Regions from separate parts of the Homo sapiens genome. Here region 1 is linked to region 2. A link is an interaction called in ENCODE POLR2A ChIA-PET data of the cell type or tissue named here. Cell type or tissue: OCI-LY7. All regions are shown on one strand.

Region 1 (2,500 bases), 320 kb after region 2:
GTGGTGCACGCCTGTAATCCCAGCTACTCGGGAGGCTGAGGCAGGGGAATAGCTTGAACCTGGGAGGCGGAGGTTGCAGTGAGCCAAGATCGCGCCATTGCACTCCAGCCTGGGCAACAAGAGTGAAACTCTGTTTCAACAACAACAACAAAAGTTTTGGATCTTGGCCAGGTGCAATGGCTCATGCCTGTAATCTCAGCACTTTGGGAGGCTGCAGCAGGCGGATCACGAGGTTAACAGATTGAGGCCATCCTGACCAACATGGTGAAACCCTGTCTCTACTAAAAATACAAAAATTAGCCAAGGGTGGTGGTGGGGGCTTGTAGTCCTAGCTACTCAGGAGGCTGAGGCAGGAGAATCGCTTGAACCCGGGAGGCGGAGGTTGCAGTGAGCCGAGAACGCGCCACTGCACTCCAGCCTGGGCGACAGAGTGAGACTCTGTTTCAAAAAAAGTTTTGGATCTTAAGCCGGGCATGGTGGCTCACGCCGGTAATCCCAGCATTTTGGGAGGCCAAGGCGGGAAGATTTTAAGCCCAAGAGTTCAAGACCAACTTGGGCAACATGGTGAAATCCCGTCTCTGCAAAAAATAAAAAAGTTAGCTGGGTATGGTGGCGGGCCAGTAGTCTCAGCTACTTGGGAGGCTGAGGCAGGAGGACTGCTTCAGCCCAAAGGTCAAGGCTGCAGTAAGCTGTGATCACAACACTGCACTCCAGTCTGGGTGGCAGAATGAGATTCTGTCTCCAAAAAAAAAAAAAAAAAAAAAGTTTTGGATTTCGGATTTTCAGCTTAGGGATTCTTGACCTGTAATTCCCAAACCACAAAACTACACCCAACCAACCATTCTACTGTGAGAAGAGAATAATGGCATTTTCAAACATGCTAGGACTCAAAGGGTTTACTGCCCACGTCTTATAAATTTTTTTTGTTTGTTTGTTTTTTTGAGACAGAGTTTCTCTCTGTCACCCAGGCTGGAGTGCAGTGGTACGACCTCAGCTCACTGCAACCTCTGCCTCCCAGGTTCAAGCGATTTTCCTGCCTCGGCCTCCCGAGTAGCTGGGATTACAGGCATCCTCACTGCCCCTGGCTAACTTTTTGTAATTTTAGTAGAGATGGGGTTTCACCATGTTGGCCAGACTGGTCTTGAACTCCTGATCTCAGGTGATCCGCCTGCCTCAGCCTCCCAAAGTTCTGGGATTACAGGCATGAGCCACTGCGCCCAGCCAGAAATGTCTGAAGTAATCTCTTGGAATATTACTTGAGACACTGCTCTACCAAAACAAGAAAATAAACCAAAACACAGGCCGATAAACAAACCTCAGGAGAACAGGAGAGAAAAGGCCCAGGGTAGTGGCTAAAGGGGTGGCTGGATAAGAGTCCGTTGTGATTAGAGAAGGAAGGCACAGAGAACCAGCATGAAACACTCAGAGGACTTTACAAACAAGCCAGAAAGCCAGGTAAGGCGGCTGACACCTGTAAACTCAGCTACTCCTGAAGCAGAGGCGGGAGGACTGCTTGAGCCCAAGGAGTTGGAGTTCAGTCTGGGCAACACAGCGACACCCCCATCTCTAAAAGAATTTTTTTTTTTGAGACATAGTTTCGCTCTGTCGCCCAGGCCGGAGTGCACTGGCATGATCTCGGCTCACTGCAACCTCTGCATCCTGGGTTCAAGCGATTCTCCTGCCTCAGCTTCCCGAGTAGCTGGGACTAAAGGCATGCGCCACCACAGCCGGCTAATTTTTTTGTATTTTTAGTAGAGACCGAGTTTCAGCATATTGGCCAGGCTGGTCTTGAATTCTTGACCTCAGGTGATCCACCCGTCTCGGCCTCCCAAAGTGCTGGCATGAACCACCGCACCCGGCCAAAAAATTAAAAAAAAAAAAAAATTCCACAGAATAAATGAAATGACTGAGAGAATGGGGGGAAAATGAAGGTATGCTAAAGACACAATGCAAAAAGGAGAAGTAAGGGGGTATTCCAAAAGCCACAGACCAAATGTGAAGCAAGCTAAAATAGGGCCAAATTTTAACCAAAAATGACCAAAAAGAACCCGTTTCACACAGACCTGACTTTGAGCCTTCTCTCTGGAGTGGCCCAGAGTTCAGGACATGGGAAACAGAAGCTGAATGAAGTCCTGCCGTCCCAACCAGCCTGATGGTGACAGCGTCAAACATGTCAACGCCGCCTACTGCTAGTTCCCAACTCTTACAGTCAATCTATAATCGGGGAGCGAAGGTCTTGGTCTTCGTCAATAAGCTTAACAACGTCCATTGTAGCCTCAAAAAGAGGGGTGCAGCAGGGTCAAAAAGAGACAGGGTACTGGTGGCCTTGCCCTCCTCAGTGGAGAGTCAGAAAACACTAACAAAAGCTGACCAGGTGCAAGGGTCCATCCAGTCATCAAACACTTAGTAAGCACCTACTGTATCCCTGCAGGCACCGAACATGTAGCAGCAAACAAAACTGACAGAAACCTCTGACTTGGGGTGGGGAGAGGGATGGACA
Region 2 (2,500 bases):
CGAGACTAAAAGATGGTAAGGGCCCTTTACAAGTAACAATTCAGCGCACCACTGTTTATCATCAAGAACTCTCAGCTTTATATTCCCCCCAGGGACCATGGAATAAAGTGAACAGACTAGATGTGACGGATGAGACCTGCCGGGTAACATGGGGGTGGTTTCCTGAACACCAGTGTGATACAGAGTGAGACCCAAATTTCTTCTGATGCAAACGAAAACGGTCTGAGTTCACACACACGAAAAAGGCTCAGGCCAAGAAGCAGTTGGCATCGGGTTCCATCTGACTTGATCTATGGCCTAACTAACCTAAAATAAAGTTTACTTTGCTCTGAGCAGGCCCGATTAGTAGAGAAAGCCAATTAACAGGAGCCCTTAGCAACCAGTCAGGGTGTTCTCTGCAGACAGCCTGAGGGAAGAGCCCTGGTCAGCTCAGAGCTGTCACAAGGGGCTTGACAATGGCTCTCCTGGGGCTCCTGAAAGTGGGTGTCCAAAAGTTACGAGTGCTAAAACTACAAGGTGCATGTTATGCACATGGCCACCAGAGCTACATTGGAACATTTACATACTGCTCTATGCAGCCTCCAATCCTGGCTCTCCCACGGTGCCCACAAGCTCATCCCAAGGCTCCCTGCCATACAGCTTCACCTTCCACCTGCCAGTGTGGGGGACTGCTTGAATTTCTCAGGATCAGAGCCTCAGACCCAAAGTCCATGAGAATCAGGATGCTGAGATCTACCTGGGCTGGCCAGGCCAAAGAGATGAACATGTGGACGAGGTGAGGCCCCTCCAGACACTCCAACATGGGCCTCTGTGAGAAGTACGCAGGGCACAGAACAGCGCGTGTGCTCTTGAAGAGCACCTGCTGTCACAAAAACTCTGTGATGCACTTGTTTGCTACTCTCATTCTAGAACCTGTCACCTCTGCAGCTGGAGAGTCCTATGTGGGCTGCATTTTTCAAACCCAGGCACCTGCAGAAGGCCTCTGGGGGGGACCCTAAAGACCATCTGTTCCCAGACAGCTGAAGACGGAAACCTGAGAACACCATTTCCTGTGCTCTCAAAGACCAGAGGTGCAGTAACTCACCATACCTGACTCAGGAGAAGTTTCCGGCAGCCACTCTGCCAACAAAAGAAGGACGCAGCCACCTCCTAATTCTTGCTCTGGCGGCAGTCACGTGCGCTCATGGGAGGGCTGTACTCCCAGTGCACTGTGGGTCAAGTGCCTCCTGGCTGGACTCCTTCCCGCGGCTCCCGTGTCTCACTACCCCAAACCCACTTTTGTGCCACGAAGGCCACTACTGCCGTTACCTCCCCCACACCCATAGCCTATGGCACAAGTAAAGACTGTTGCTTCTTTTTCCATCACACACTGACTCCTCCAAAATGTTAACACAGGACTCCAACCCACCCCTGGCTGAACAGTGCTTCCTAAGTGTCCTGAGGTTTGGTGGCTGTAGCTGAATGTTAACAGTTTCCTTAAAAACCGGGGACTGTTGTGTGCTAGAAAGAACGCTGAGGTCCGGGATAAGGTTTGGGACCGTACCAGCCTGGAAGGCTGCCTGGTGCTCAGGCGGTAGAGCTGGGTCCCTTCTTTTCTTGTTAAGAGTCCTTTTTCCCTGTCCTGAGAATAGGGGTCTTCTGTCATGAGTTACCTACAGGATGGAGTTTTCAATCCTGAATGTAGGATAATGTTTACCTTTCCCAATTTATCAAACTTCAAAAACCCAAGACATTTCTTGTTCTTGAGAGTTCACAATCTTCTCCACCTATAATCTTCAAAAGGCTTCTTAATACAAAGATAAAGGGCTCAGGGGATTCCTTCTGGGTTCAAAGGAAGAGTCTTTTCTTCTTCCTGCTTTGATTGAAGACAATCAGTTCACTGCCTTAACCACAGTCCAAACACAATCAGTCTTGCAAAGCAATCTGTGTTGGAGAGTGCCTCTTCCTAGATATCAAAGGAAGCCTTAGCTTCTTGGGTTTCTAAGACGCTAAACTTGAATGCCCGCATTCAGGGAAACAAGAAGGAAAAATGGAAGGAGGGTGAAGGGGTCAAATTAGGTTTGGAAGGTTCTACTTCACATGACTCAATTCCTCCTGACCCCTCGTGTCTTTTTTGGGAAACAGGATTCACCTCTTGCTGTGGGTATATATTCCCACGGCAATTTAGAAAAGGCTAAAAGGGGATTCGATCTTCCCTGACTTTTCAGCAGCATGAATTAAAGCGAGCTGGAAGAAATCCTTGTCATCTTTTAAGTTACCATTAGCTGCTTACAATTAGCTAGGGCCAGGATCTGAGGGACCCGAAGGGAAAGTGGCTGGTCTGGGTTGGGCTCCCCCTGGGCGGTAGGAGTGCCGGGTAGGTGTGGACTTACCCCTGCCAGTTCTCGCGGAAAAGGAGGAAGCTGGGCTTCAGGAGCGGGAGGCGGAGGAGTGCTGGCTGAGGCGCCAGCAGGGGCAGGAGGTTCTAGGGCATGCTCGCCAGCTGACTCGGGGTGACCCG

The links. ChIA-PET counts read pairs that join two places held together with the same protein. Peaks named below come from ENCODE experiments on the same cell type or tissue, not always from the same donor. Only the 100,000 strongest peaks of a DNase experiment are listed, where the experiment ranks them.
Region 1: POLR2A ChIA-PET joins it to region 2 with 9 read pairs; 2 of 35 experiments call an interaction of 5 or more read pairs at or near these places.

What each region holds. Positions count from the first base shown.
Region 1 is chr19:6,265,534-6,268,033 of GRCh38, forward strand. The region is part of intron 2 of MLLT1 (MLLT1 super elongation complex subunit); the gene reads right to left. Among named protein-coding and RNA genes, the nearest start is that of MLLT1, 13 kb to the right of the region's middle. In OCI-LY7, no CTCF peak of the experiment used is centred here; no DNase peak of the experiment used is centred here.
Region 2 is chr19:5,949,021-5,951,520 of GRCh38, forward strand. RANBP3 (RAN binding protein 3) reads right to left here. Exons shown (of 17, transcript NM_007322.3): 3 at 2,373-2,500. Among named protein-coding and RNA genes, the nearest start is that of RANBP3, 28 kb to the right of the region's middle. In OCI-LY7, no CTCF peak of the experiment used is centred here; DNase peaks (open chromatin) are centred at 971 and 1,871; H3K4me3 peaks cover 2,324 bases; H3K27ac peaks cover 2,500 bases.